Linked DNA regions of Homo sapiens: region 1 is linked to region 2. A link is a loop called in an ENCODE intact Hi-C map of the cell type or tissue named here. Cell type or tissue: endothelial cell of umbilical vein. All regions are shown on one strand. Links, peaks and the distances in the headings refer to the core of each region. The heading gives the core; the rest is flanking DNA.

Region 1 (16,153 bases), core at 2,624-10,623, 89 kb before region 2:
GCTTCAAGTGCAGATTAGGAATTCAGGCCCAAGGCCAAGACATTTGGTTACTCACAAGCTGAGGCCAAAAGTTTGGGTCATACTCTACCTGGAGCTATTTGGAGGCAGGCTTTCCTTCTCCCACCTTGGGGCAACTTTGAGCCTCCTGGATTCTGATTATTGTTGTTTGTGAATGGACAGACAATTTTCTGGGACAGAGGAGTCTTTTAGAGCATGGCTTGTATTTTCATCCTTTTTTGACCTAGGTTCAAGCATGCATCTGGCGCTGCCTGGTTGTACTTCCCTTTCTGAACCCGATTGTCTTTCCTTGGACTTCAGAAAGATAATGGAGCCTTCCATCATCCTCCAAGCGAGGTGACCCGTTTCCCTCAAGACTGCTGTATAGTCTCCCTGGAGTCGAAGTCATTTGTTAGTTTCTGAAACAGGAGAGCTCTCTAGGTACCTCTGAAGCAATCAAGTTTGAGAACCTCTAGGATATACCAATTTTTGTGCATTGATTGTTACTTTGTATCTCATAAGGGGCAATCATTACATTTTTTTTTTTTTTTTAGGTGGAGTCTCACTCTGTTGCCCAGGCTGGAGTGCCATGGCGCAATCTTGGCTCACGGCAACCTCTGCCTGCTGGGTTCAAGCAATTCTCCTGTCTTAGCCTCCTGAGTAGCTGGGATTATAGGTGTCCACCTCCACGCCCAACTAATTTTTGTATTTTTTAGTAGAGACGGGGTTTCACCACGTTGTCTACGCTGGTCTCGAACTCCTGACCTCAGGTGATCCACCCGCCTCGGCCTCCCAAAGTGCTGGGATTACAGGCTTGAGCCACCATGCCCAGCCCACACATCTTCTTATAACCTTATTTTTGGATCTGCTTTGTTGAGTAAAGTAACAATTTTGGTTTGTTGGAGTTTCTAAGAGTGGTCAGAGACCTGAGGGGCAATCACTCTTCAAAATCTCTCAGTTTTTAAGCCTCTGGTAAAGAATTTTACATTTGTAGAGTATATCAGTTAGGATATTTTAGCCACTAGTGTTGGAAAACCCAACTCAGTCTGGCTTAAATAAACAGGGAGTTCACCGAAGACCTCAGGATGGGCTGCTCCATTGTTGAAGTGGCCCTGAGGGACGCAGGTGGCTTCTCTTCTGCACACAGCCTCTCACATCCATGGAGAGAGGGAGCTTGGCTTCTGTGGCTTCTGTGCCTCTCTGAAGAATGAGGAGTGACAGCTGGTGCCCCCAGCCAGGGTAGTGGAGTCCTGGGCCATTTGAACCAGTCACCAGGAGGCCTCCCCCGGCTGTCTCCAGAGGCAGGGTGGCGTGGGGGTGTGGGGACAGGAAGGACAGGCTTTTGGGTGCCTGGTCCGTGGGGGCTGTGTGAGCCTCACCATAAGGTAGCGTGTCACCTGTGCCCAGTCCCCGTGCATGACTTGTGCACTGGTTGTGGCTGCCAGAAATGGAGCTCAGGTCTCCTGGTGTTTTGTTTTTAAATTTTGAATGAGCATTCAGTAGGTGCCAGGCACTGTTCTCAGTGTTTTTGTTAAATTCTTTCACGGAGTACTCATAGCAGGAGGCTGAGCCGGGGTGTACTGTTGCCCCCATCTCACACACAGAGAGTGCGAGGGTCAGAGAGGATAATAACATACTCAGGGTCACATGGAGGTCAGGGGTGCTCCGGTCTGGAGAGGCTCTGCAAATTCCATGTCCCCTGCTGTGCCTCCCAACACAGTGGGGTTTCCAACATCCCTTACTGCCTCCGAGGGACTATATCATTTCTTTACCTTAACAAGAAGATGAGGTATTTTCAGTGCTAGAGAAAAGCTGTGACTTATGTGATCCTGTCTACACATGCTGGTTGAGAAGCAGTATGAGGACTGTTAGCTCAAAGTCCCATTTTTATTTTATTTATTTATGTTTTAGAGACAGGGTTTCACTGTGTTGCCTGGCTTGACTTGAACTCCTGGGTTCAAGCATTCTCCCACCTCAGCCTCCCAAGTAGCTGGGACTACAGGCATGTGCATGACTCCATTTAATTTAATTTAATTTAATTTTGCTTGAGCTTTACTGCTTGATCAAATTCCTTTTTTTTTTTTTTTTTTTGGAGATGGAGTCTCGCTCTGTCACCCAGGCTAGAGTGGTAGTGGGCGATCTCCGCTCACTGCAAGCTCCACCTCCCAGGTTCACGCCATTCTCCTGCCTCAGCCTCCTGAGTAGCTGGGACTACATGCGCCCGCCACCATGCCCGGCTAATTTTTTCTATTTTTAGTAGAGACGGGGTTTCACCGTGTTAGCCAGGATGGTCTCGGTCTCCTGACCTCATGATCCACCTGCCTCAGCCTCCCAAAGTGCTGGGATTACAGGTATGAACCACTGCGCCCAGCTAATCAAATTCCATTTTTAAGCAAGAGTATTAAGGACTTAATGAATTGTGCTTTGCTTTTTGTGGCTTTGTGTGCGTGTGTGCGCCCATGGAAATAACATTTCAGGGCCGGGCGAGGTGGCTTATACCTGTAATCGCAGCACTTTGGGAGATTGAGGCGGGCAGATCACTTGAGGTCAGGAATTTGAGACCAGCCTGACCAACATGGTGAATCCCCGTCTCTACCAAAAATAGAAAAATTAGCCAGGTGTGGTGGGGCACACCTGTAATCCCAGCTACGCCAGAGGCTGACATGGAAGAATCGCTTGATCCTGGGAGGCGGAGGTTGCAGTGAGCCAAGATTGCGCTACTGCACTCCATGGGCGCCAGAGTGAGATTCCGTCTAAAAAAAAAAAAAATCACGCCTGTAATCCCAGCACTTTGGGAGGCCGAGGCAGGCAGATCACCTGAGGTTGAGAGTTCAAGACCAGCCTGACCAACGTGGAAAAACCCCATCTCTACTAAAAATACAAAATTAGCCAGGTGTGGTGGTACATGCCTGTAATCCCAGCTACTCCATAGGCTGAGGCAGGAGAATCTCTTGAACCTGCGAGGTGGAGATTGCAGTGAGCCGAGATCGCGCCATTGCATTCCAGCCTGGGCAACGAGAGTGAAACTCCATCTCAAAAAAAAAAAAAAGAAAAGAAAAGAAAATATTTCAGAAAAATGAGTCTGTTCCTGGGACTAGGACAGTAGTAAGCCCCGAGCTTCTGCTGGCCCCACACAAAGAGGGGTGGTGGGCTCCCCCGCCAGGATGGACCTCACAGGAGCTCTATTCACAAAGAGGACCTCCAGGTTCCCCTTAGAGTCATGGGTGGTGTCAGACCCTAAACATGAGAACCAGCATCAGTCAATATAGTGCAATATTCACTAACTTGGAGTTTTCGTTTCAAGGGCATAGGAATGTAGTAAACAGCTATTAATTATTTAAAAATCAACAGGGAGAGTCTGCTCGGTGCAGATTTTGAGTAGGTTGTCCCAACCCCAGGGAGAGCTCCTTGTATCTGGAAGGCCTCTGCCTGTCCTGTACTCAAGTGACCTGAGGAGGGATGTGCTGGACTGTCCGGCCACGTGGCCTTGGGACTTCCAGCCATGCTCGGGAGGAGGACAAAACCAGGCAGGCAGAAGTGGGTAGCGTGCCAGGTCTCCAACACAGGAGAGGCGGCAGGGCCTTGAACAGACTTGGGGACGCGTGTCTCCATGTGGACCAGTGAGTAAAACTGAGTACCCACGGTCCTGGGATGACCAGCAGGGACTCCAGAGGGCGGGCTGCAGCCCGGCCAGTTAGCTCCCTGCTTCAGGCAACGTTGTCACTGCTCTCCAAGGCCCCAAATGAAGGTAAGTGACAGGCTGAGATTTTCCCCAACTCTGGGTAGGGACAGAAACGTGGATGCCCAATTTCGGAACCCCACAATCTACATTAATGGCCTGTACTGATTTCTGGTACGGTTCCTCAGGAAACTGTGTCAAGCAGGATGTTTGCAGGGGCAGGTCTGAAGTGGACACAGTCCACAGCCTGCATAGTTCAAGACCAGCCAGGCCTTGCTCTGTGGCAAAAGTTTTAAACTGTACTTGATAGTGTACACTGTTGCACAGCTTTAAAGCGAAGCAATTCTTGATACATTTTAAATTCTTACTGAATTTTTATTATTTCCAACTGTGCACATAAAGTAAGACTCTTATCATTGTAGACTTTCACCACTTAAAATTCTCAGGCTGGCACGGTGGCACATGCATGTAATCCCAGAACTTTGGGAGGCTGAGGTGAGAGGATCTCTTGAGTTCAGGAGTTCGAGACCAACCTGGGCAATGTACTGAAACCCCATCTCTACCAAAAAAAAATGAAAAATTAGCTAGGCACAGTGGCATGTGCCTGTGGTTCAAGCTACTTGAGAAGCTGAGGTAGGAGGATCACTTGAGCACGGGAAGTGGAGGCTACAGTGAGTGGGGATGCACCACCGCACTCCAGCCTGGGTAACAGAGCAAGATCTTGTCTCAAAAAAGTAAAATAAAATAAAAATGAATAAACTTCTCATAATTCAAACTCACATAAAGGTGACTACCCTGCTGCAGTCACCATGCTAACCAAGCGATTGCAGTTACTGTCACCAGTTATGAGACATCTGTGCCCCCCATGAGATGTGCCAAGGACACACCTGACCCAGGTGTTCCTGCCACCCTTGAATCTAATTGTGCAGACACCAGACAGACTCTGGGACATTCTACATAACGCCCTGCCTGTGTCTACTCCAAAGACTTCAAAGTTCAGAAACAGAGACTGAGAAAATGGTCTGGTTTAAAGGGACAGGAAAACCGTGTACAGTGCTTGTCTCTGAATTGGAAACTGGACTGGGGTGAAAAAGATAGCTGTAAAGGACATTGTTGGCACCATGGACAGAATTTGATCTGAATGGTGGATTGTATAAATGTCAAATTTCCCTAGTTTGTTGTACTGTGACTGTCTCCTTGAGCTTAGTGAATACATTTTGAACTATTTAGGGATACAGGGGCACAAAGTCTGATACCCGATTTCAAATGGAGAAGGAGAGGAGCAGGGGTAGATAGATGATATGGAGGGAGGGAGGAAGTGAGGGAGAGAAAATGACAAAATGGTTGTGGTAAAGGGGAAAAGTGGAAACAGGTGGTGAAGCCAGCCGAGTGAGGGAGTATTGGAGAATTTTTTGTACTATTCTTACAAGTTTTTTTTTTTGTTGTTTTGTGTTTTTTTTGAGACTGAGTACTTGCTCTGTCGCCCAGGCTGGATGGCGCGATCTCGGCTCACTGCAACCTTTGCCTCCTGGGTTCCAACAATTCTCCTGCCTCAGCCTCCTGAGTAACTGGGATTACAGGCCCACGCCACCATGCCCAGCTAATTTTTTACTTTTTAGTAGAGACGGGGTTTCACCATGTTGGCCGAGCTGGTCTCGAATTCCTGACCTCATGATCCATCCACCTTGCCCTCCCAAAGTGCTGGGATTACAGGCGCAAGCCACCACACCTGGCCTATTCTTTTTTTTTTTTTTTTTTTGAGACGGAGTCTCGCTCTGTTGCCCAGGCTGGAGTGTAGTGGCGCAATCTCGGCTCACTGCAAGCTCCGCCTTCTGGGTTCATGCCATTCTCCTGCCTCAACCTCTGGAGTAGCTGGGACTACAGGCGCCTGCCACCACGCCCAGCTAATTTTTGTATTTTTAGTAGAGACGGGGTTTCACCATGTTAGCCAGGATGGTCTCGATCTCCTGACCTCATGATCCGCCCGCCTCGGCCTCCCAAAGTGCTGGGATTACAGGTGTGAGCCACCGCACCTGGCCTATTCTTTTAAATTTTCTATACATTTGAAAGTTTTTCAGAATAACAAGTTAAAAAGCTAGTCCTATATTCACTGCCATCTAAAGACCTCCAACCAATAAAAAGTTTACTATATTTCATCTATTCTAAGATAAACCTTTTTTTTTCTTTGCTTGATAGTATTTTTGACTTGGGGGTACATTTAAAAACTGATGCCATCTTAGCACTGGGTCACATTTTGACAGCAGTTTTTCGTCATCATTTGTCTTAGAATTAGTGGCATCTCAAATTTGATGAAATACTGTATTTTTCTCTGGCTCTGTTATGTGAGGAGGTGGGAAAAAAGAAGACTCCTAGGAGCTTTGCATGTGACATTTTTTCAGCCCCTCATGCCCACATCTACACTCAAGGATTCCACCCCCATACCATGTAGCTACATTAAACTCAACATATTCCAGACTGGATTTCTGTCTGCACCTCTATCTACCATGCCAATCTGTGCTTCCTCTGTTTCCTCCCTCAAGGAACAGAAACCTGATATTTAGCCACCGATGGCCCCAGAAGGTCCAACAGGAGGAGCTCCAGGACCTGTCTAGGAGGGGAGATGTGGACACTTCCTGTAAAGTGGGGCATGCATGAGGAGGAGGTGGCCTGGATCCTTCCCTTTCTGGGTAAAGGGTGGAAGCGGTGTGGATTCTTTACTTCGTGTGTTCTGATAGCCATGTGTCACTGTGTACTTGTTCTTTGGGTCTTCACATCTCCTCCTGTTGCATTTTAAAGCATTTCAATGGCATTTTTATGCCTAATAAAGCATTCTCCTAGAAAAAAAAAAAAGACGGTGGTGGGCACAAGGCCCTTGCCCAGCCATGCCATGGCACAGACACTAGCTTTGTTTCTTGAAATGACTTTGGGATCCAGATGTCTGTGCTTCATTTTCTCCATTGTCAAGTGAGAATAGTTTTCCTGAGTCAGTTGAGATAATGGACAAGGGAATTTAAGGTGCCATAAAGCTCTAAAATTCTGTGATTTAAAATAGGGGACTTTTGAAACAGTCATTTATACTAGAATCATTCAAATAACAGATACACTTTAGGCAAACAGCTCTGAGCGCAGACGTCAGTGAAGGGCAGGGGTGTGGCTGGTTTCTCTGCTTCCTGACTCCCCACACTCCTTCCCAGGTTTCTTTCCCTTATTGGTTCCTGTTTCTGGGTGATTTTTACACTGGATGCTTGCAGGGAATTCATTCCTGACCACCAGGAACAGGTGTGCTGTATGGAACAGGCTATGGCCTGATGCTCCAGGCTCTTGTCTGCTCCAGGGTCCCTAGTCACCGCCATGTTGGAAACTTTTCAGGTCTCCTCAGACCTTGAACTCTATGTGTGTCAGACTTAGAAATGGTTCCATGCAAAGTCTTTTTAGTTGACTCAGGGGAAACTGCATCAGCCCAGGATTGTAACATTTTATTTTAGTTTATTTTGTTTGGCATGGACTTCAAGTAGTTGCAATAGCAAAATATGGTAATTTTCCCATCAATGGGCTCCTCAGATTGCTGTGTTTTATCTACATTTAGGTTGACAGGCAATTCTGAATCCTCTTTTAGGGCCTTTGAATTGTTGGTGTTGACACTGACCTTCACAGCAGGCTCATTCTTTAGAAATAGAAACCCCAAATGTTCAGGCCTCTGTCAGAGTCTGTGCACTTTAGGATACGTGTAGAGAGCGTAGAAGAGCATCAGTGTTGTGTGTTATGCCTCTAGGCTCCTAATCGCATGGCTGGAATTTCAGATATGAAAGTTGGAATAATCATGAGAAAAGGGGTAGACTGTTCTTAGGATTTTTCAGCATAGATTTTATAGGCTATGTTATTTTATTCTTTAATTTTTTTTTTTTTTTGAGATGGAGTTTTGCTCTTGGCGCCCAGGCTGGAGTGCAGTGGTGTGATCTCGGCTCACTGCAGCCTCCGCCTCCCAGGTTCAAGCAATTCTCCTGCCTCAGCCTCCCGAGTAGCTGGCACTACAGGCATGTGCCACCATGCCCAGCTAATTTTTGTATTTTTAGTAGAGACAGGGTTTCACCATGTTGGCCAGGCTGGTCTGGAACTTCAGACCTCAGGTGATCCGCCCGCCTCGGCCTCCCAAAGTGCTGAGATTACAGGTGTGAGCCACCACGCCTGGCCTATTCTTTTATTTCTTTATAGTCAACATGAAACTAGAAAGGTTACACCCAGGTTCTGGGGAAGAGAAAGTGTCTCAGTTTTATAACAGATGGATAGAATGGACCGGGACGTGGAATGTTTGGTTGAAGTATTGCTTTTTTGTTCTGGGGAGGAAGCAAGTTAATATTCTTTCCTTATAATTCAGTTTACTAATACAGATTCTTACATGACACTAGGGCTTTTCAGGTTGATTTAGAGCTGGAAGAGACATTTTCCGTGTATTTTGGATATCAAATTCCTGTACTTATTTCATGGAAAAACTTTTAGAAAACTATCAAAACTACCTTATATGCTTGTGTGCTGTTAGTAGGTATGGGGCAGTATGTAAAGGTTTGTGTTCCAACTCTGGCGTTATCACTCACTGTGAGTTCACTTAGCAGATCTGTGACCTTGGGCAAATTGCTTAGCCTCTTCTGTGGCTCAATTTCCTCACCTGTAAAATGGGTAATAATAGTGCCTTCTTCAGAAGGATAAATTCCAAAGTGCCTAGGAATGTGTCCAGTACATGATGAGCACTCAAGAAATACAAGTTTTATATCACCAAAAGATAATTACAAAAGCAAGCACCGTAGTGAGGGGTCAGTGGTAGAGACACCTCTCCAGTGGCTCTGACAGCTCAGAGAGTGGGCCCCAGCACTGCACTCCCAGGGAGGGAGTGTTAAGAAAATCTCCTGGGGCCGTTTTTTTTCCCCTCAACCTTTAAGGTCACTTGACTGAAACAAAAATAAATTGCAACAATTGTCTCATTAAAAAAAAAAAACTACTCAGAATGGCAAAATGTGCAAACACTTCAAAAAAGTATAAACTTAGGCAACTTAAAGGAACAGACTGTATTACTAAGATGCTGTGGTGACCCTGCAGGGTCTGTCCTCATGTCCTCCTGTGTCTGCACATGCGTTCTGCAGAGTTGAAAGCTGTGTGTGCTAGGCTTCTGCTGAGTTCTCTTGGTTAGTGTTTTTATAGACAGGTGTCTGCATGTTGACACAGTACATGGCCTGTTAGCTTCAGTGCTGTTGAAAATATATACCGTGATGTGTTTCCCTTTTGTTAGGATTTTGATTTTTTGCTGAGCTAAAGCAACCTTTTTTTTTTTTTTTTTTTTTTTTTTCAGACAGAGTCTCACTCTCTTGACCAGGCTGGAGTGCAGTGGTGTGATCTTGGTTCACTGCAACCTTTGCCTCCCAGGATTCAAGCAATTCTCCTGCCTCAGCCTCCTGAGTAACTGGGATTACAGGCGTGTGCCACTATGCCCAGCTAATTTTGTATTTTTAGTAGAGACAGAGTTTCACCATGCTGGCCACACTGGTCTGAAATTCCTGACTTCAAGTGATCCACCTGCCTCAGCCTCCCAAAGTACTGGGATTCCAGGTGTGAGCCACTGTGTCCAGCCTAAAGCAACTTTTAAATAGCATTCCATGAAGAGTTTCCAAGTCTTCCTGTTTTCCTTCTCTCTGGACTAAAATGTCTCCACCTTCCTTCCTCCCTGCAGCCCTGTCACTGTGTACTCAGGCTGCTGCTGGGGCAGGTGTGCACTGAGTTCTCTTATCACAACCTCCCAGCAGGCTCCTTCGAGGAGTGCTGGAGGGTCTGGGCTGGCCAGGCTCACACAGGCCCACTCCTTGACCCTGGCGTGCCAGACACCTTGCCCCTGGTGAGACAGGGAGGGAAACCCTTTCTTAAGTTGTTTTAATTTGTGTTTCCTTAATGATGAGCAGTACTGTGGCTATGAAACCTGCTTATTATAATGAAAGGCAAGATTATCCCCTTACGTGATCAGCCTTCCTTTTTCTGGATATTTTGACGTGGTTCTTACAGGAGTAAAGACATCATAGTCGTAGCAAGCTGTGGCATCCTCACCCAGCCAGCCATCGGGGCTTACTTATTAATGAGTGAGAAAGGGGAGCTTTCATGGTGACAACACCTACTTATAGAGCAGTCATCAGTTTTTTTCAGAATAATAACATCTACTTGCCCAGGATTTGGCTGGGCGCGGTGGTTCACGCCCAGCACTTTGGAAGGCTGAGATGGATGGATCACTTGAGGCCAGGAGTTTGAGACCAGCCTGGCCAACATGGTGAAACCCCGTCTTTACAAAAAATACAAAAATTAGCCAGGCATGGTGGCGTGTGCCTGCAGTCCCAGCTACTCGAGAGGCTGAGGCAGGAGAATCGCATGAGCCTGGGAGGTGGAGGTTGCAGTGAGCTGAGATTGCGCCACTGCACTCCAGCCTGTGTGACAGAGTGAGCAACTCCTTCTCAAAAAAAAAAAAAAAAAAAAAAAAGTCTACTTGCCCAGGATCTCTGACATTTTGGAAAAGCTAAAAAAAAAAAAGTATCTGTATTAGTTCGTTCTCGCACTGCTATAAAGAAATACCTTAGACTGGGTAATTTATAAAGAAGAGAGGTTTAATTGGCTCAGGGTTCTGCAAACTGTATAGGAAGCATAGCGGCTTCTGCTGCTGGGGAGGCCTCAGGGAGCTTCCAATCATGGCGGAAGGCGAGTGGGGAGTGAGGTGGCTCACACAGTGGGAGCAGGAGCATGAGAGAGCAAGCGAGGAGGTGCCACATGCCTTTAAACAACCAAATCTCATGAGAACTCACTATCCTGACAACAGCACCAAGGGGATGGTGCTTACCCATGAGAAACCGCCCCCACAATCCAGTTGCCTCCCACCAGGCCCCACCTCCGGCATTGAGTATTATAGTTGAACATGAGGTTTGGGCAAGGACACAGATCCAAACCATATTGGTGTCTATATGAATTCTTCTCTGCAATTTCTAGCTTTTGTTTTGTTTTGAGACAGAGTTTTGCTCTGTCGCCCAGGCTGGAGTGCAATGGCCCAATCTCAGCTCACTGCACCCTCTGCCTCCTGTGTTAAAACGATTCTCCTGCCTCAGCCTCCCAAGTAGCTGGGACTACAGGTGCCCACCATGCCCAGCTAAAATTTTTTTTTTTTTTTAGTGGAGACAGGGTTTTGCCATGTTGGCCAGGCTGGCCTCCATCTTCTGAGTGATCCTCCTACCTTGGCCTCCCAAAGTGCTGGGATTACAAGTGTGAGCCACCACGCCCGGCTGCAGTACCTAGCTTTGACAGAGAATCAGATGTGCCAGCGAGGCTCCTGAGAAAGCTCTGGGTGGTTCCTTGACAGTCGTGACATTTCCATAGTGACAAGGGTAGTGGGGCTCAGTTGTGGCCCTGCTGCATTCAGGAAGGACTGCTCTTCCTGTGGCTGCTTCCTCCGCCTCCGTGCTTGCTCCACACCAGGCCATGCCTTCTGCCTCTGAGGGAATCTGGGTTACCAGTCGTCGGCCTCTCAGGTGTCGCTCAGAACATATCTGCACCCACATCTCTCCTGCCTCCTGCAGGGCCTCCCAGGAGGAGGTGACCTGCCCACTTCCATTCATCGCTGTCTTGCCCTCCAGGCTCTGAGACATGGGCCGCTGGCTGCTGTGGAAGAGCTGCAGGCATGCAGTGGCTTCTGCACCAGCATCCCACCCTACTGCTGCTCCAACCCAGCACTGTGGCGCTCCCTTGGGAAGCATTATCACAGACGCTCCCAGGTAAATGTAAATTATCTTGTTTAATAAAAACACGTATAAACTCCTTGGCATGTATGCACCTGCAGCAGGATAAGTTATTCAAACTTGCTGTTTGGTTTTCAAGTGTTTGTAGATTTTCCTGTTGTATCTTTCTATTACTAATTTAATTTATATAATTTATTTCTAATTTAATTTTTTTTTTTTTTTTTGAGACAGAGTCTCGCTCTGTCACCCAGGCTGGAGTGTAGTGGCGCTATCCTGGCTCACTGCAACCTCCACCTCCTGGGTTCAAGTGATTCTCCTGTCTCAGTCCTGCTAGTAACTGGGATTACAGGCATGCATCACCATGCCCGGCTAATATTTTTTTGGTAGAAACGGGGTTTTACCATGTTGGCCAGGCTGGTCTCAGAAACTCCTGACCTCAAGTGATCTACCCACCTGGGCCTTCCAAAGTGCTGGGATTACAGGTGTGAGCCACCACACCCAGCAGGAAAAAAAAAAATATTTTGTAGAGACAGGGAGGGGTCTCAATGTGTTGCCCAGGCTGGTCTCAAACTCCTGGCCTCAAGTGATCCTCCTGCCTCAGCCTCCCAAAGCACTGGGATTATAGGGATGAGCCACCACACTCAATTCCAAATTCAATTTCTTTCTTCAATTTCAGGGCTGCTATTCAGATCATCTCTTTCATCTTGGAAAAGTTCTGATTGTGGTTTTTAAGAAATTGGTGGCAGGGTGTGGTGGCTTACTCCTGTAATCCCAGAACTTTGGAAGGCTGAGGTGGCAGGATCACTCGAGCACAGGAGTTTGAGACCAGTCTGGGAAACATAGTGAGACACTGTCTCTACAAAAAAATTTAAAAAATAAGCCAGGCATGGTGGCACGTGCCTGTAGTCACAGCTACTCAGGAGGCTGAGGTAGGAGGATTGCTTGAGCGGAGGAGGTTGAGGCTGCTATGAGCCATGATCAGGCCACTACTCTTCCCGACTAGGTGACAGAGTGAGAGTCTGTCTTTAAAAAAAAAAAGTAAGAAAGAAATTGGTCCTTTTAATCTAAACTGTTGAATTTATGTGTGTGGAGTTTATAGTATCCTATTATTTAGTACTCCTAAATAATAGGAGTTTATTATCCTATTATGCCTGCAGAATCTGTAAAGATACAATTCTCTCTTTTATTGCCAATAATGGCAGTTTGTCTTTTTTTTTTTGAGATCTGACAAATGAAAATTTGTAAATTCTTTCTCTTTTTTTCCCTTCGTTAGTTTTGCTAGAGGTTTATCAATTTTATTGAACTTCAAAAATCAGCTTTGGGTTTTACTGATTTTTTTTCTATTACTTTTCTGCGTTCAGTTTTATTGATTTCCCCTCTTTGTTATTTTCATTCTTCTGCTTGCTTCAGTTTATTTTGCTCTTTTTTTCTAGTTACTTGAGCTGGAAGCTGAAATTATTGATTCAAGCCCTTCTTTTCTATTATAAGCATTTAATAATAAATTTTCCTCTGAGAACTGCTTTAGCTGTATCCCACAGATTTTTGTATGTTGCATTTCATTTCATTCAGTTTAATATATTTAATTTTTTTCTTGCAATGTCCTCTTTGACCAGTGGATTATTGAGAAATGATGTGTTGTTTAATTTTCAAGTGCATGGAGATTTTCGGTTGCATCTTTCTATTACTGAATTCTAATTTAATTTTATTATGGTCTGATAGCATATTTTGTATTATTTCTATTCTTTTAAATGTATTGATATATGTTTTATGGCCCAAAATATAGAATATCTTTTTCTTGGCTTCATGGTATATGAGAAGTCTGATGTAATACTTAACTTTGCTCCTAAGGGTTTTTTTTCTTCTGGCTTCTTTCAGGTTTCTCTTTGTTTTGGGTTCCTGCAGTTTGAATATGATAGGTCTAGGTCTTTCTTTTGGTTTTCTCCAATTTGAATATGATAGGTCTAGGTCTTTCTTTTGGTTTTCTCCAATTTGAATATGATAGGCCTCGGCCTCGATTTTTTGGTATTATCCTGTGTGGTGCTCTCTGAGCTTCCTGAGTCTGTGGTATGGGGAAATTCTCAGCCATTATTACTTCAAACATTTCTTCCTCTCTTTCTACTTCTAATGTTCCCATTATGCATGTGTTACACCTTTGATAATTGTCTCATAGCTGTTGAAGATTCTGTTCTTCCTCCACTCTACCACCCCTATTCTTTGTTCTCTTTGCTTTTCAGTTTGTGAAGTTTCTATTGAAATATTTTCAAGCTCGTTGATTCTTTCCTCTACCATGAGCAGTCTACTGATGAGCCCATCAAAGGTATTGTTTTAAAAGAAAATTTTTTTTTTGAGACAGGGTCTCACTCTGCTGCCCAGGTTGGAGTGTAGTGGTGAGATCATAGTTCACTGCAGCCTCAAACTCCTGGGACTATAGGTATGCACCACCATGCCTGGCTAATTTTTAGATTTTTTTTTGTCTCACTGTGTTGCCCAGGCTGGTCTCAAACTCCTGGCCTCTAGTGACCCTCTTGCCTCAACCTCCCGAAGTGGTAGGATTACAGGTGTGAGCCACTGCACCCAGCCAGCATTCTTCATTTCTGTTACAATGGTGTTGCTTTGTTTTCATTTTTGTTGTTGTTGTTGTTGTTGTTTGTTTGTTTTAGAGATGGGTCTTGCTGTGTCACCTAGGTTGGAGTGCAGTGGTGTAATAATAGCTCACTGCAGCCTCAAACTCCTGGGCTCCAGCAAGCCTCCTGCCTTGGCCTCCCAAAGCACTGGGATTACAGGCATGAGTTACCATGCCGGGTCTGTTACAATGTTTTTGATCTCTAGCATTTTCTTCTGATTCTTTCTTAGAGTTTGCATATTTTTATGAACCTTACTCATCTTTTTGTATGTTGTCCACTTTTTCCCATTACAGCCCCTCACATGTTAATCATAGTTATCTGAAAGTCTCAGTCTGATCATTGCAAAATCTTTGTCAGATCTGAGGTGGGTTCTGATGCTTGCTTTGTGTATTCAGACTTTTTTTTTTTCTTGACTTTAATTTATCTTATAATCGTTTGTTGAAAGCTGGACATGATGTATTGATTGGGCTATAGGAACTTAAGTAAATGGATCTTTAGTGTGAGGTTTTGTGTTTCTCTGCCTGGCAGTTAGTCTGGGTTTAATGTTTATTGTAGCTGTAGATGGCAGAGGCTTCATATTCCTCCCGTGTCCATTTTTGTTTCCCAACTATTTTTGGATTTTTCTAGATACTCCTTAAGTGGTGTATGAGGGTTCTCCAGAGAGACCAACAGGGTATCTGTCTGTGTATTTATGGATAATAGGTATGTGAGAGGGGATGTGTTAGGAGAACTGACTCATGTGACTGTGGAGGCCGAAAAGTCCAGTGCCCGGCTGGCTGCCAACTGGAGGTCCTAGGATGCTAATAGCATGGCTGAGGCCAGGTCTGAAGGCCTCAGAGCCAGGGAAACCAATGATGTAACTCTCAATTTGAAGCCAAAGCTCAGAGAGCCTGCGGGGGTCGCCAGTGTAAGTCCTGGAGTCCAAATGCTGGGAGTCTGGAGTTGTTGTTCCAGGACAGGAGAGGAAGAGTGCATGGCAGCTCAGCAGATAGATTTGCCTTTTCTCTGTTTTTGTTCTCTCCAGGCCCCCAGCAGATTAGATGGTACCTGCCCACATTGAGGGTAAATCTTCCCCACCTAGTCCACTCAGACTCCCATGCTAATCTGCCCTGGAAACACCATCACAGACTCACCCAAACATAATGCCCTAGCGGGTTTCTACGTATTTCTTTATTCAGTCAAGATGACACCAAAAATTAACCATTACAAGTGAAGTTTTTATCTTGCCCCTCCATTGTAATTCACTGTGATTATACTACAGCCCTGTTGATGTGGTGGTAAGGTATTAGGGAAGGAAAATGTCCTGTAATCCTGTGAGTCTCAGTTTTTTAGTAAGTCTGAGTTCCTGGACTGTGAACTTCAGAAGTTTCTTTGCCTGCCTGCCTGTCTTCCTCCCTCCCTCCCTGCCTCTCTTCCCTCTCCCTCCTCCTCCTCTTCCCTCCTTTCTTTCTCTCTTCCTCCCCTGACCCACCCACCCCATTAAGTTATCCAGAAAGCTACTGGAGGCTTCATTTTTCAAGTTTTCCTTTTCCCTTGGCCAGATAAGGTTCTGATAAAGTAGTTTTCCTGGATGGAAGGCCTTTGTTATGGAAAACAGAATGTTCTGGGCATTTTTCAAAATGGTTACTTTTCTTTGAGTGAATTTCAAAATGGTTATTTTTTTCTCTCTCTCCACCTGTCCGAAGAGTGGGGGATTTATTTTATTCTCCAGTCTTCATCATGAGAATCTGGTGAGGCTTTTGGAGATGTAACAAAACTTATGAAAGTATGTCACTTCCTGCCCCTACCCTGAAAGATTGGGCCTCAGGATTTTCTCTTATACTTGTCTATAATCAGCTTCCAGCAATCATCAGTTGCCATGTGTTTTTACCAGTTATTGGCTTACTCGGCTTTTGCTTCGGTAAAACTGTGATCTCTGTATTTGCCCGCTGTCTCTTCAGTTTTTAGGTAGGAGTTTGTCTTGTGACCTCGTTCTCTGATGGATATAAGAAGTTTTATTTTATTCAGCTTTTTTTTTTTTTTAATTGTGGGGAGGACTTAAATGGCACCTTTCAGGCTCTTTACATGTTAGAACAGAAATGGGGCAATGGCTCACACCT
Region 2 (16,153 bases), core at 7,006-15,005:
GGCCAGGATGACCAACTCCTGACTTCAAGTAATCCACCCCCATCAGCCTCCCAAAGTGCTGGGAATACAGGTGTGAGCCACCACGCCTGGCCTTAGATTTCCGATTTGTTTTGTTTAAGGATACAACCACCGCACTGGTTCACAAACAGAACATCTGAGGAAATTCCGCCCAAGAGGGTGTCCCAGGCTCAGGCAGGGAGAGGGGCTTCTCTACGTCATTGGTGGGGCACATGTCTGCCTGGGCTGAGCTGCTGTTTTTCACCTGAAGTTTGCGCATGCCTGGAGGGTCCTCCGGGGTAGCTCAGGACAGGCTTTCCTGGCTCTGAGTCACAGCTCTTGGGCAGGGGCAGCAAGACATGGCTGGCCTCCCTGCCATTCTCCCTTGTCAGTGGGTCCTCTGCTGGCTCGGGAGGTCTGCCCGAGGCTGCAGTCCTGGCCCTGTTGTCCCCACGCCCTTGGGTTCTTGGTCTGCAGGTCGGCCCACCCTCTGCATTGCACAACACAGACACAGCACTCGCTGCCATGGTCCTGGTGGTGGTGGCTCAGCTGAGCGTGGCTAGCAAAGAAGAGCTATGCGCGATGGAGCCACGTGGTGTGGCACCCTCCAGGGATGCGGGCGGTTTGCTTGGGGTGCTGCGGAGTCCCCAGGGTGAGCCTGCAGATGGGAGCCTGGCTGCTGGCCACATCGCATGTTGGAATTGTGCCAGCTGCACTGCGGGCTGAAGCCTGAAGCTGCTGCTCCTTTACCAAAGAAGCCCTGAGCATCTTTGTCGTGAACCTGGGGCTCCAGGGGTTGAGGGGCTACTGATGGGTCCGTGGCCTCTGGAGAAGTGAGTTTGGTTGGTGAAGACAGCTGTGGTGTGTCTCCTGTGTGCACCAGGGGTCGCCTCACGTAACAGCCACTGGGACCAAATAGGCCATTTATCCCCATTGTTCAGCCAAACAAACTGAGTCCTGGAGCAGCTCAGTAACTGGCCCAGTCCCGCAGCAGTGAGCGTGCGTGTGTGAAGCTGACACCCAGGTCTCCCTTCTCCTGGCCTTACACTGTTTCTGGGTCAGCCGAAGGCCACTGGTCAGCTTTCTGGGGAGCAAGAGCCTCAGGTGGGAGAAGCATGAGGGCAGAGCCCAGCCACTCTCCTTCAGGCCTTCCAGAGCCAGGCACAGTCCGGGGCCAGCTCTAAGGCCAGTGGGCGCCCCCCATCTCCATAACCCATGTCCTCAGGGTTTCCACGGATCTGTGCTGGGCAGAAGGGGGTCCCCGCTGCACCTCCTGCAGCCGCCACCTCCACATGGTTCAGTCCATAGGGGGTGGCTGGGACAGGGCGGGGCCTCACCCCGCCTCTGTTCGCCTGCACCTCCCAAGTGCCCTTTCCTTCCAGGGCTGGCTGGGGACGGCTGTACACAGCAGGTCCAGATCTACATGTGCCTCTACATGGTGTGGGGAGTTAGTGTGAGTGCATGGGGCCTGTGGAGTGCAAGGGCATGTGGGATGCAATGAGGGTGCTGTGAGCGTTCATGGGACCTCAGGTATGTGGGGTACAGCGGTGGTGCAGTACGTGTACATGGGGCCCATGGGGTGCCATGTGGGTGCTGTGAGTGTATGTGGGACTCATGTGGTGCCATGTCAGTGCTTTGAGCATGCTTGGGGCCTGTAGGGTGCAGTGGGGGTGCTGTGAGTGTTCCGGGACTAGAGGGGTGCAGTGGAAAGTGCTGTGTGCATGTATGGGGCCTGTGGGGTGCATTGGGGGTGCTGAGTGGGGTTGCTGAGTGTGCGTGGGGCCTGTGTGGTGCTATGTGGGTGCTGTGAGTGTGTGTGGGGCCTGTGGGGTGTAGTGGGGGTACTGTGTGCATGGGACCCATGGGGTGCAGTGGGGGGTGCTGTGTACATGCATGGGGCCTGTGCGGCCTGTGGGCCCCCTGGAGTGTACGTTCTTGGTGCCACTGGCTCCTGTGGCTGTGGTGGTGGTGGGAAGCCCCTGTGGGACTGTGGTCATTTTCAGGGAAGCTAAAAGTCAAGTCTCCTTTAACCAAACATGAGGAGGTGTCTGGTGAGGCGAAAAGCCAGGTACAGGGACAGGTGCAGGCAGTGGCTGGGGCCCTTGCCCTCCACATGGAGGTGCTGGGCCAGGCCTCAAGGCCCGAGTTCCCTGCCCTGAGCCTGGAAGGCATTTTGTTAGGAAGCGGTATCCCTGCTCCTGTGGGCAGGGAGGGTCTCTGTGGTCTCCGTCAGCTGAACTATTCTGGGCCAGCCTTGTAGCGTTATCATTCCCACCTGGCTGGGGAATTCCTAGAGGAGGGACCAAAAGATGCCCCCCGGCCCCTGGGGGAGGTGACCTTGACTTTGTTGCTTAAGACGTTCTCATAGCTCCCTGCCTTCCGGAGCGCACATGAGGCCAGCTTGGATCTCCAGAGGAGACAATTGCTAACATTTAGGAGCTGAAAGTATGTCAGGGAGACCCACGGGGAGCTCCAGGAACTCATTTCCTCTCCCTGGACGCCCCCTCCTTTCTCCTGACGGCTCTGTTGTAAGCTCGGTTCGTCCACCTCTCACTTTCATCCTGAGTATCGGGATCCACCTATCCCTGTTGGTGCCACAGGGATCTTGGTGCTGCCTCTCAGGACCTGAGGGGCTGGGTTCTGACCTCCAGCGACTTCGTTCTCCCGAGCACAGCCTCATCCCAGCCTTGGGGTTAGCAGGGCCCCTAGACAAGAGTGCTCCTTGTGAGACACTTGTGTTCAAAGCTGGAAGTAAGTTGACTCATACTCAGTTTGAGTAACTGAGAACTGATTTGCTTCTGTCCACACGTGTATACCTTGATTCTCTCCCAGCCATTTGGAAAGACTTGTGTGAATTGTCTTTCCCAGGGTTAGAGGATTGGAAACACTCTGTCCTGGAACCTGGTGGAGGGATGCATTCGAGGTGCTAAGCTGCAGCCTCAGAACCCACGTGGCCCTGAGAGCTTGGGTTTTGTCCCATGAGCAATGGGAGTTATGAGTAGGTTTCTGTAAGTAGCTTTTATTATTGCATTAGGTTTTCCTTATTATAAATGTAATGAGTGATACATGTTTATTGCACACATTTTAGAAAGTACAATTAAAGGAAAAATAAAACCAGAAATCTCACTTTCCCGGGGGTATCACTCTTTACATTGCCTATATATCTTTCACCTTTTTTTTCTATGCACATAATTCTTAAAAAAATGATACCATGTTGTGGCCGGGTGTGGTGGCTCACACCTGTAATCCCAGCACTTTGGGAGGCAGATCACGAGGTCAGGAGATTGAGACCATCCTGGCTAACATGGTGAAACCCCGTCTCTACTAAAAAATACAAAAAATTAGCCGGGCATGGTGGTGGGTGCCTGTAGTCCCAGCTACTCGGGAGGCTGAGGCAGGAGAATGGTGTGAACCTGGGAGGCAGAGTTTGCAGTGAGCTGAGATCCCGCCACTGCACTCCAGCCTGGGCGACAGAGCAAGACTCTGTCTCCAAAAAAAAAAATGACACCATGTTGCATATGCTTTTCTGATGGCCACAGAGCATCTCACCTGGGTCTTTGTGTGGATCTGCCATAATTTATTTAACCATTTCCCTATTTTTGTATATTTCAAAAGTTTTTAAAGAGTAGGCTGATAGGAAATATGTAGCTTTAACACTACCCCAAAAGATTTATGGAGTATTAAATTAGTCAGATTATTGTACTTCCTTCATACTCTTCCCTTTTGAGTGTTGTTTCTTTAAAGTTCTAAGCCAAGATTAAAAGCCCGGGCTCTGGGGCTTAGGTGTCTCGGACTTGGTTATGGGCGTCACCAGGCTTCTGCAGAAGTAGGAGCCTCGCTGGTCTTCAGTCTGGGTAGACGTGGTTTGAGAATTCCAGTGAAGCTGCTGTTTCAGAAAGAGATGAGACTGAGCGTTGAACACTGTTTTTCCTGCTAATGGAAACAGTTATTGTAAAAGATGAATGTAGCAGCTGAGAAAAAAATATCCCCCACCTCTTCCTCAGATTGCTTTGGGAATTCACTGTCCATGGGTTTCATGCTGCCTCCCTCCTTGGGAGGGAGGTGATTTTCATGTGCATTTGGTATCGAAAGTCTTTATCAAAGGGCTGTTACCTGCCATGCACACCGGGTGGAGGGGCCACCTTGGGACTCACCCCAGGGAGCTGTGCTCCTCGCTGTGAGGGGGCAGCTGGTGGCATTTGCCATGTGACCCACCAGATCCCCTTGTCTGGGGTCACCTCCAGCAGCCTGTGAGGGAGGAGCACCCACCCTCAGATTTGCCTCCCAGCATGGGCAGCTCAGCCAAGGCAGGGCGGCCCTGCACGTGCTGAGGACAGGGGCGTTTCTAAGAGGGAGGAGGCTAGGAAGGGGGTGGCGTGGGCCTGGGCAGCCCTGACATGACATGTCTGACGTGTGATGTGTGACATGTTACAGGCATCTGGAGCAGGGGTACCGGGAAAGGCTGAGCCTCCTGCGGTCTGAGGTGGAGGCGGAGCGAGAGCTGTTCTGGGAGCAGGCCCACAGGCAGAGGGCCGCGCTGGAGTGGGACGTGGGGCGCCTGCAGGCTGAGGAGGCTGGCCTCCGCGAGAAGCTGACCCTGGCCCTGAAGGTAGGGGCATCCCCAGGGCATCCAGGAAGCTGGGGGGGTGCCTGAGCATTCCCCACACCCACGTCATCCTGGTTGAGGATCCAGATCCACACCTGCCAGTGCCCTCAAGCTTATGTTTCAGGGCAGGGCCCGAGGGAGCACCTGCTGCAGTGAGGAGGTGTCCCACTTGCTGCAGAGCAGAAGGGGTCCTGGCTTGCCAGCAGGACATTGCCCCTCCTTCCCCACCACTCCCACTTTCTGCTCTGGGCCAGGTGGACCTGAGGTCAGGGAGGGCCAGCACCCGCAGCCAGCACTGCTTCAACCCCAGAAACCAGGAACACCCATGGGGGCAGCAAAGAGACCAGAACCTAAAGCCCAGCCTGCCCGAGGCTGGCTTTGTGGCCTGGAGCTGATGGGGTTTGATGGGCTTTGGTGAGTGTCTCACAACTGTCCCCTGATACTGACTCCAGTGAGGCATCGCAGCGGGACAGAGGTGCTGGCCCTTGCTGTGCTGGTCCCTGCTCTGCTCCTGCCTGTGTCCTCCTCTCCTAACTCCCCACACCTGCCCCACCTCCCGGGAGGAGAGGCTGGGCAGCCTGAGCCCCCCAACAGCCTTGCTCTCCACCCTTCTCACTGCAGTCCCCCACCGTCTACAGATGCTGCCTCCTCCCCTGGCAATGGCTGTCTGAGCTGTCCTGGTACGATATCTGATCCCTGGTTCAGGAATGGCTCTGGAAGGATGCCTTTTCTATAATACTTTTGCAATGCTTTTGTATTCCCCACCCTTTCTTTTTTTTTTTTTTTTTTTCCTTGAGATGGAGTCTCGCTCTGTCGCCCAGGCTAGAGTGCAGTGGCATGATCTCCACTCACTGCAAGCCCCGCCTCCCAGGTTCCCACCATTCTCCTGCCTCAGCCTCCTGAGTAGCTGGAACTACAGGCTCCCGCCACCACGCCTGGCTAATTTTTTGTATTTTTAGTAGAGATGGGGTTTCACCATGTTAGCCAGGATGGTCTTGATCTCCTGACCTTGTGATCCGCCCGCCTCGGCCTCCCAAAGTGCTGGGATTACAGGCGTGAGCCACCGTGCCCGGCTCTCCACCCTTTCTCGTATGACTCATGGCCTTTCTGAGCACAGGGTAAGGGAGGGGACAAGAGAAGTGAAGACGATGGGGTAGCCACAGTCTGGGTGGGCTCTGGCGTCTGTCCTGGGAGGGTGGGGGACATCCCCGGCACAGCCGCCTGCACAGCACCAGGTGCCTCGCCTGCGGTGGGTGGGGGTTCTTTCCTGATGCCCAGTCCTATGAGAAGCAAGCCTCTCACCTCCATCCTGCACACATCCCCTCCGTCCTGCAGGAGCCTGATGAGCCACTGGCCTGTGTCTCCTAGGAAAACAGTCGCCTACAGAAGGAGATTGTGGAAGTGGTGGAAAAGCTTTCGGATTCGGAGAGGCTGGCCCTGAAGCTGCAGAAGGACCTGGAGTTTGTGCTGAAGGACAAGGCGAGTCCCTTTGCTGACAGTCTGCCTCCAGAGGGGAGGGCCTGCTGGGCAGAGTGGGGGTGGCGGGGGTGGCCAGGGAGAGATGCGGCAGGTCACAGAATGCGGTATTCTCCTAAAATTTAGAATGAAGAGAAAGTCAGCATGAGGCCTTCCCTCTGCTTCCTCTGCATGACAATGTGGGGGGCCGTCTGCCCACACAGCACAACTGCTCACTAGTGACAGCCCTCAGTGGTGGGGGGCGTGGAGGGAGGGCAGGGCCTTCCCTGGGTGTCACCTAGGGAGGAGGATGGGGAGAGGGGCTGCCCAGGGTCAGGGTCTGGGCTCCAGGGATGAGTGTGGCCACCTTAGATCTAAGTCTGGAAAATCCTTCTGTCTTGTGACCTTCTAGACGGGGGAGTAAGGAGAAGGAGGGGGGATGGCGGCTATACCTGGAGATGCAGCGCCTGGTGTTGGCAGAAGCTGGGCAGGTTCTTGGAGCCCAGGGGCTGGAGAAGCAGGTCCCCCTCTGGCCCGAGGCCCACCCGTGACTTCCTTTGTGTCTGCCTTTCAGCTGGAGCCACAGAGTGCAGAGCTCCTGGCCCAGGAGGAGCGGTTCGCAGCAGTCCTGAAGGAATACGAGCTCAAGTGCCGGGTACGTGCCTGCTCTGTCTGCCTTTTAGTCTCATGTCCAGGCTCTGGGTCTCCACACGCAGGTGGTCCACAGTAACGCAGGAGTGTCTGCTCCAGGGAGAGCCTCTGCTTGCGGCCATGCTTGACCATGGCCTTGCCACACTCCTAGACTTAGGGTTCCCTGGCTCTCGTTGCCACCTATCCTGAAGGCCGCCTCTGTGTGTCCAGGGACCATGCAGGGCATTGTTGTCTTCTGTTGTTCATGTTTAGCTTTCCTGGGCCAAACCTGCCATGCGTGTCCGTCTGTCAGTTGGAGACATAGGAGTGCAGGGCGCAGTGGACGCAGTGAATGAAACTTAAACCCAGGAGGACCCCCGTACACGCTTAATGTTCTCAAGGACCCCAAAGAGCTTTTGTTGATGTAGGTTATATGGATTAAATTTAATATTTACCATGGTAAAAATTAAAGTGGAAATTTTTTAAATTTATTAATTTATTTAAGAATAATAATGTAATAACAGGTTAACATAAATAGCCTATTTTGGGGAACATAGCTGTTTTCCAAAAGAAATAAAAACTAGCCAGGAATGTGCCGTGGTGTTGCATTCTCGCCAGCCTCCTCACTGGCTGGCCAAACAGAGGACGGGATGCTCAAACCTGCTGCTGCGTCAGTCCATCATGATATCACATGACACAGAGCATCTGGAACTGCCACGTGCCCCGAAAGAGAATGAGTGAAGGAGGCCGGGTGCGGTGGCTCACACCTGTAATCCCAGCACTTTGGGAGGCCGAGGCGGGTGGATCATGCGGTCAGGAGTTCAAGACCAGCCTGGCCAAGATGGTGAAACCCCATCTCTACTAAAAATACAAAAATCAGCTGGGTGTGGTGCTGCACGCCTGTAGTCCCAGCTACTCAGGAAGCTGAGGCAGGAGAATCACTTGAACCCAAGCGGCGGAGGTTGCAGTGAGCCGAGATCGCACCACTGTACTCCAGCCTGGGCCACAGAGCGAGACTCCATCCCTCCCCAAAAAAAGAGAATGAGCGCAAGGAAGTCACTTCACACCTCGGCGTGCCACACATTCACCTGCCCCGCTGGGCCACATGTGGGCTGCTGGGAGGCCTGGATGCCCACCCTCACAGCCTGTGTTTCTGGTGCTGTATGACACAGAGTGATTGATTGTTCAGGTTCAGAGCCTGCGGTTGGACCACCACCCTCCTTGGCACATTTTAAATGCAAGCTGCCAGGTTCTGGGGCATTGCAAAGCCTCCATTTCTTCCCCTCCCTGCTCACCTGAGCACGCAGAGACCGTGGAATGTTTTAAAGCTCGGGTGTTTCTCTAGATCTGCAAGAGTGGTTCTGTGAGGAAAGCCTGGTTCCAGTGCCTTGAAGGCCGCCTTGCAGACGAGCTGATGGCTGGCCCAGCCAGCTCCCCATGGTCTCACCCCACCCTGCTCTGGCCCGCAGAAGAAATTCTGTGCGGAAGAAAATTCTGTGTAGAAGAAAACAAACTAGAGTTGAGTTGGGTCGATTATTAACAATACAGAAAAGTTACTTTATCTCTAAGGTCGTTCACCACATGGTTCTTTCATAGGCAGCTCCTGGTTAGGTTTTAATTTACCAAAAGTTAATTTATGTAAAACTTGTACAGAAACATTTTTTTCACCATCAAAAACCCCAGTCCTTGACCCACCTGCCCCTCTTACATCCTGGCATACAGAGGGTTAGGTCCAAACAAGTTGTAACAATAGACACTGAACCCAGCCAAGCTGTCAGCATCAGGAACGGCTGGGCATGTTATGACTGTTATTCTAACAGAACCCTGTATAGGCTTGAAAATAACATGGAAGTGGATGATTTTAGGCATGGAATTCTTTCCAGGCAGCATTGCCAGGTGAACAGATAAGTCATATGCATCCACAAATAACAGCCATTTAAGACCCTGTATAATCCCCCCACCCAGCAAAAATGAGAAAAAAACCTAAAGATATCAGTAGAGCTTGCTTACTGTTCACTCATTCATTTCTCCTGCAAGTTAGCTTTAATAATAATTTTAATAAAAATTTTCAAGTTGGGCAACCATAGTTTATAGCTATATGAACGGGTGATGATCTGAAACTGACTTAATTTTACCCGGTGGATAATCTTTAGTTACCTTGGGTGGTGATGCCACAGCACAACTGGTTTTAGTTACAGCTCATTCTTTCCGTGTGTGAATCTTAAGGCCACATCACCCTGTGCTGAAAATCTGTGATTGTTTCTGGGGATACTGTGATGGTCATTGTTAAGTGAGCAATCGATGTGAAGTAATTTCACAGGATTTGAAATTTGAGCAGGTATTATAGGGAAAATATGTGTCTGTTAAGCTGGTAATTCATGGGCTGCCCTATAGCCAGAGAACCAGATAAAGCATTGTTGTTCGATTTTAAGGGTCTATTCTCGATTCACTCTGAATGATTTCCCTCCCATGTAAAGTGACCCTGACTTTGTCCCTGCCGCACGTTGCTTTGCAACCCCAGAGGATCGAGGTGAGCCCAAGCTTGTGTTCTCAGTGGCTGTGATTACCCCTTCCTGTCTGTGGTTTGCCTCCATCTGGGCACCCTGCCGTTGTTCCCTGCACGTCTCATTCTCCTTTTGAAATCCTATGTGTGATGAGCGGTGTCGCCTTCCTTCTGCCTCGACTGGTGTGTGTGGGGTGGGTGGGGCCTGCCATGCGGATGGGGTCCAGATGGTGTGCTGCTAGGACTGCAGCTGCATGTGGGCTGCTGGCTTCCTCCTCTGGTAGCTGCTGGAGCAGACTCAGAACCTAGAGATAACCTTCCATTAATAGATTCCTTTAGTGCCCTGGATTTTTCAAATTTAAAACCCTTCTTTCTTTAACATGATTCTGTTACTTAAAGACATGCTATTCTTTTCATCTGGGGTTCTTTCAATTTTATTTTTTGAAACAGCAGAGATATTTTATATTTAAATGCTAACCTATTTATTCAGATATTTCCCCTTTCCTTTTTTTGGATTTTTTTGTCTGTTTCAAGCTAACATTTAGAATATTTAAAAACTTTTTATATGAAAACAATTTCAAACTTTCATAGTTACAAACAAAACTAGTGCACAGAGCACGTGTCTGTGTACCCTTTACCCACATGCAACTGTTCACATTTCACCCTGTTGCCTCTGCCTTAGCATACCTGCTCACTGGCTGTGTTGGTGTGGATGTGAACGTGTAGACATTGTTATTTCTGAACCACAGCCTCAATCCAAAGGAAACATCAGCAAACCACAACATGAGACCATTTCTATGAAAAATGGGCAGGAACAACAGTGTTCTTCAAAATTATCAATGTCATAAAAGACAAAGAAAGACTGTGGGAATGTTTCAGAGTCAAGGATGTTAAAGGAACAGGACAACTGAAGGCAGCACCTGGCCCTGGACAGAACACTGTAGAATCCACTGAGAAAAGGAGAAAATTCTGTGATCTTCATGACATCCAAGTTTTATTTACTATACCTTCTAAAGCCTAGTTCATAATAGATTTTTACAATAATAACATTTGATTTAATAAAAATTAAGACCCACTGATCAAAAGACACAAATGGGAGTAAATGTTTGTGATTATGTATTTATCTGATAAAAGACTTGGATCCAGAATATATAAAAACTCTCTCCAAATATGAATACATAACCTAATAAGAAAAAGGTGTATAAGTACCCATAAAGATGCTAAACAACATGATTTAGCATCCGAGGGTCATATATGCACATCCTGACCCTTCACGGCCCAGTGCTTGTGTGCACTTCCTAAGAAACACTTCCTCCCGTTCTGCTGGCAGTGCTGTGCAGCTTCCTGCTCCTGCAGGTGATCATGCAGAGTTCAAGGATTTGCAGATTGCTTATTAAGCCTTTGATAGGCTTCAAATTGATACAGGCTTTAAACCACAGAAATTTGTAAAAGCCACAAGCGAGGGCTTTTATTTCCTGGAGAGTAAGTTTCCCAGCACCTGACTGAATGAGAATATTTTCTCATGACTGAGGCATGCTTGATGAACTGCCATCGAAGCAACATGTTACCTGCTGGCCGAGTTCTGCTTCCCTCAGTGCATCTACCCAGGGCCAGATTGTTTCTTTAATATCCTTTATTCTGACTCATTTCCTTTCTTTGTCTTTATGACATTGATATTTTTGAGGAATGTTGTCCTCCTCGCTTTTTCATAGCAACGTTCCCGTTTTGTGTGTTTCTGATGTTTCCTGTTCACAGCACTGAGGCTGTGCATCCTCAGCTGGCACAGCACATGGGTGATGTTGTGCCCCGCTCGCTGGTGTTGCTTCTGATCTCCCAACCGAGGTGTCGCCTGGTTTCTCTGCTCGGTAATCACCATTTTTTCTCCCCTGCAACTATTAATATTACACAGTCAGTGGAAAGACACTTTAAGACCATGCAAATATACTGCCTTCATCAGAATCTTCCCTGGATTTAGCATCACTGGTGATTCTTGCCTGATTCAGTCTTTACTATGATGGTTGCAAAATGATTTTCCTGCTTAGCAGCCCCTCCACATCTGTCCATGCCATTGGCATTCTACTCAAGCTAGAGAAATCCTGTCCGTCCAGATCTAGCCATACATGTACCAATCACTGGTATGGACTCATGAATTCCCATTTCCTCCCTATGGTTTTTAATTATTTTCGTGCCCAAATTGTGCAAGATTTGGCAAGTGAGAGTCCTCGGCTGCTTGCTGTGCCGCGGCATGCCCCGCAGTGTTGGCTGCTGCCTTGTTTTGTCAAATGTTTCCACACTTGCTGGCATAATGAGATGCCCCAGCACCTGCCCACAATCTGCCATTTCTCCAAGGAGTCTTGGTTCCTTTCCTGAGGGAATGGTTTTAGAGACAGGATCTGGGTGCCTGGCATGCTGCTCGCTCCTAGGGGTCGCTGTGTCTTGACTGAGGGCATCTTTCTGGTCGGTCTCCAGATTCCAGAAGGATCACCCTGAGCCCTCCCCACTGTATGTCACCTGATCTCTGCAAACTCACTTTTGGGGTTTCTTTGTATTTTGTAACAAGGATATTGGTGTTTTTAAAAACTTTTTTTCTTTCAACTTTTATTTTAGATTTGGGGGTACCTGTGCAGGTTTGTTACCTGGGTATATTGCATGATGTGCCGTGTGGGCTGGGGCCTCCCTTCTCCATCTGGGCCTCTCCACGTGGCCTCTGCAGGGCTACTTTGGGCTTCATCACAGCATGGTGGCGGCAGCTGCCCCAGAGCAAATGTCCCAGCAGAAGTGGGTGGATGTCGTGTTCCTGGAAGTCCCGTGGCATCACTTCTGCTGTCTCCTAGGTCGAAGCAGTCACAAGTCCCACTCAGGCTGCAGGGCTGGGGACCGAGGCCCCAGCCACGTGTGAATGGGGAAGCATGCACAGCCTGGTTTATGTCTGCTTCCTGAAGGTCTGCAGGACCCTGGGAGGTGTCTAAGAAAGTGGGCTAGAAACTCTGCCCTTCCTGTCCCTTTAAAGAGCAAGTGACTGAGCATACTGGTTAGGACGTAGTTCATTAAAGTGGGAGCACAATTAAGCTGGCCACAAATGCAGATGCCTCCCCTGAAGCTTCCACCCACCCTGCCATGGTGTCCTAGCCTTCCCGCCGCCCACGCGGCCTCCACCTGCTCCAGTGTCTCCTTACCAACATCATCCTTTCTTTCTGACATGTTCTCTGCTTTGCAGCATATGATCTGAAGCAAATGGTTTCCTCTTTGGTAGTTAAAGCTGCAGAACCCTTTGCAAATTCAGTGGCCGCTGAGGAAGGAATCCTATCCTTACCCAGGGCACTGCCTGACATGCACATTGCAGCACCACTGCAGTTCCAACAAAGACTGTAGTTTCTGGTGGTGACAGTATTCTGCATTTTCTTTTCTTTTCTTTTCTTTTTTTTTTTTTGTTGAGACAGAGTCTTGTTCTGTCACCAGGCTGGAGTGGAGTGGCACAATCTCGGCTCACTGCAACCTCTGCCTCCTGGGTTCAAGCGATTCTCCTGCCTCAGCCTCCTGAGTAGCTGGGATTACAGGTGCCCACCACCACGCCTGGCTAGTTTTTGTATTTTTAGTAGAGACCGGGGTTTCGCCATGTTGGCCAGGATGGTCTCGATCTCTTGACCTCGTGATCTGCCCACCTCAGCCTCCCAAAGTGCTGGGATTACAGGCATGAGCCACCACACCTGGCCTCTTTTCTTTATTTATTTTTTTCTTGAGATGGAGTTTGCTCTTTTTGCTCAGGCTGGAGTGCAATGAATGGCATGATCTTGGCTCACTGCAATCTCTGCCTCCTGGGTTCAAGCGACTCTCCTGCCTCAGCCTCCCAAGTAGCTGAGATTACAGGCGCATGCCACCATGCCCGGCTAATTTTTGTATTTTTAGTAGAGATGGAGTTTCACCATGTTGACCAGGCTGGTCTCAAACTCCTGACCTCAGGTGATCTGCTCATCTGGGCCTCCCAGAATGTTGGGATTACAGGCGTGAGCCACCATGCCCGGCCATACTCTGCATTTTCTACATTTCTCCCCAGGAGCTGCCTCACTTTTTTCTTTGAGCCCCTCCCATATAACAGTGATAGAAAGTGATGTAAGGGCCAGGCATGGTGGCTCACGCCTGTAACCCCAGCACTTTGGGAGGCTGAGATGGGTATATCACTTGAGGCCAGGAGTTCGAGACCAGCCTGGCCAACATGGTGAAACCCCATCTCTACTAAAAATAGAAAAATAAATAAATTAATTAACCAGGCGTAGTGGCGCACACCTGTAATCCCAGCTACTTGGGAGGCAGAGGCAGGAGAATCACTTGAACCTGGGAGAAGGAGGCTGAAGTGAGCTGAGATTGCACCAGTGCACTCCAGCCTGGGCAAGAGAGCAAGATTCTGTCTCTAAATAAATAAAATACAGTAAAAATAAAAGTTTTTAAAAGTGAGAAAGTCAAGAAAGGACCTTTGTTTTGGCTTATCTCACCATGATGTTAGCGACTTAAAATCCAGATGGTTTCCTGCTGGAAGCTGGGAAGCAACAGGCCCTCACCTCACAGTGCACCTCACCTGCAAGGGACCCCCCTGGAGGCCAGCTCGGCCAGCTCGCTGGGCTGAATGGCTGCAGCTGCTAGAGGAGGTGGCTGGCTCTGTCCCCACAGGACCTGCAGGACCGCAACGATGAGCTGCAAGCTGAGCTGGAAGGCCTGTGGGCGCGGCTGCCCAAGAACCGGCACAGCCCCTCATGGAGCCCGGATGGGCGCAGACGGCAGCTCCCTGGACTCGGCCCAGCAGGTAGGAGCCCGTCCCTGGGAGGGGGCTGACCCAAGGCCTGCTGTTGACAACAAGGCCCAGAGCCAGGAAAAGAGAGTGGAGATGATGAAGATGATGATGTTGCTGTGACCTGAAGGGAGGTGGTCTGCTCTGCAGGGACTTTCCAAGGAGGATCCAGGGATGCCACAGGGTGACCTTGCAACACGGAAGGTCACCTGCAGAGGGAGGAGGAAGGGACGCTGAAGGTGGGCAGCCCCAGGGCTGGCCCAGGCTGTTCCCACATCTCAGAGCTGTTTCAGTGACACGGTACTTGCTGAGACTGAGAAGAGCTAAATCCCGGAGAATGCATTGGGGCCTCCCAGTACTCAGGCCTGTTCAGACAGAGGCTGTCGGGGCTTACCCTTGCTGCTTCTGGGTGATGTGGTAGCTGGCACCACCCCCCAAGTCTGACTGAGGCAGGGAGGCACCAAGCACTAAGGGAGCGGCCCCACCTGGCCAACTGCCCCTGTGCTCGCAGCCAATGGGATTAGGACAAGCTCCAAGGACCCAGGGTCCCCGGAACCCACATCGAAGTGTCTCTGGCTCCTCTGCAGAGAGAATGGGGGTCCAGGTGCTGCAGCCGCCCTTGAGGTCTGTGGTGCTCCCTTTGGAGGATGGGGTGGCCTCTGCCCACTCAATAGCAGCATACAATGCACATGGCTCCGTGTCCACTGCTGTGACAGGGGCCCATGGGGACCCAGCAGCCCCACCTGCTCCCCTCGCTCCCCCGTCATGGCAACCTCAGCCCCTCAGAGAAGATTTTGCTGCCATCTGTAACCCCGGGAGAACTTCAGAGTTCTCCTGTTGCCCTGAAACTGTTTACTCAATGAAATAAAAAAAAATAGGCCAATATGGGAACCTCATAGGGGAGCCTAGTCGGGGCTTTTGTGCATGTGAGACTGACCTCCTGGGACCCCTAAGGCACCCCCTCCCCTGCTGGCTCCTGGATTGGAGTCAGGCTCCTGAGGCGCCACCCCAACAGCTGGCAGACTCTCAGGAAGCTGCAGGGAGGTGCAAGACCCCACCGGCCACCCATCCCAGAAACGCACATATCCAGGATTGCCTGCACCCAGGGTGGTGCCTGTGGGTCCGTAGCCCCATTGACGTCCCACCTGGATGCCGCTGGCTGTCACACCTCCCTGCCCGTCAGTCTCAGAGCGCTAATTCCAGCAGGGGTTAGTGTGCCAGAACTGCCTCTCAGAACTTGGCATCGTTTATGTGATGAAATAATAATGTAGGGCCACCAAGGAAAGGTTATCTAAATAGATAGATAACCTCCGTGCACACAGCTGTGGTCATCGGCACATCATCTAAAGCTCTGCACCACCGGGCATCTGCTGTGCCACAGGCCATTATGTCCTTCCATTTCCTCCGTGACCCTGGCATCTTCAGGGAACAGGATTTAGGGTGCAGTAAATGTACCATAGCACAGCATATTTTAGGGACTAAAGGGGCTCCTGTGAATCATGTGGGGAGCCACCTAGTCTCATCTCTGAGTGTTCTGATAAATAACGGAATGCTATGTACTGACGAGTGCTGACTTTAAGGACGCAGCGTCATCCTCACAGCCAGCACCACCTGCCCCTCATGGATGCCAATGCCAAAATATCAGATTGGAAGGTTTGGAAGGGGCCCCCGTGGCATCCTCAGTGTGACAAACGGAAGTGGCCTCTTGTTTGCAGGCATTTCATTCCTGGGTAATTCTGCTCCAGTGAGTATAGAAACGGAGCTGATGATGGAGCAGGTAAAGGAGCATTACCAAGACCTCAGGACCCAGCTGGAGACCAAGGTGAGGGGATTATGGGGCTGTGGGGCCCTGGGGGAGTAGCTGCTGTGTGTTGGGCAGCTTTACTTGGGCACGCTGACATTTCCACATGCGTCTGCCCTGGAATCCTTTGTCTCATTGTGAGCCCCTTTGGGGAGGAAAGTTTGTAGAGAAATGCAATAAAACTGACATGCTGCCCAAACCCTCTTTGGAAGGACACAGGACATAGGATGACTGATGGGGAGGGAATGGTGTGATACTCTGGAGTGTCACAAGGGGATACTTGAGGCAGCGCAGCGCCGTGGCCAGCCCTCCTTGCTGGTCTGTGGGTGGGAATCAGTTACTGGCTGTGCTCCAAGCCTGAGCGACCTGGCATTTGCC

The links. A loop is a pair of places that touch in the nucleus more often than their neighbours do. Peaks named below come from ENCODE experiments on the same cell type or tissue, not always from the same donor. Only the 100,000 strongest peaks of a DNase experiment are listed, where the experiment ranks them.
Region 1: a loop joins it to region 2, with 3.0 times the contacts of the local background. A loop is called at or near these places in 5 of 110 quality-filtered maps.

The regions. Positions count from the first base shown.
Region 1 is chr20:25,564,729-25,580,881 of GRCh38, reverse strand. All of the region lies in intron 1 of NINL (ninein like), which reads left to right. Among named protein-coding and RNA genes, the nearest start is that of NINL, 13 kb to the left of the region's middle. RefSeq lists a silencer at 1,475-1,769 and an enhancer at 15,998-16,153. In endothelial cell of umbilical vein, for the core only: a CTCF peak has its summit at 6,265; DNase peaks (open chromatin) are centred at 6,271, 7,131 and 9,441.
Region 2 is chr20:25,479,804-25,495,956 of GRCh38, reverse strand. It overlaps NINL (ninein like), which reads left to right. Exons shown (of 24, transcript NM_025176.6): 11 at 4,432-4,606; 12 at 5,972-6,082; 13 at 6,633-6,713; 14 at 13,857-13,989; 15 at 15,690-15,796. Among named protein-coding and RNA genes, the nearest start is that of GINS1, 80 kb to the right of the region's middle. In endothelial cell of umbilical vein, for the core only: no CTCF peak of the experiment used is centred there; DNase peaks (open chromatin) are centred at 8,436 and 10,856; H3K27ac peaks cover 1,995 bases.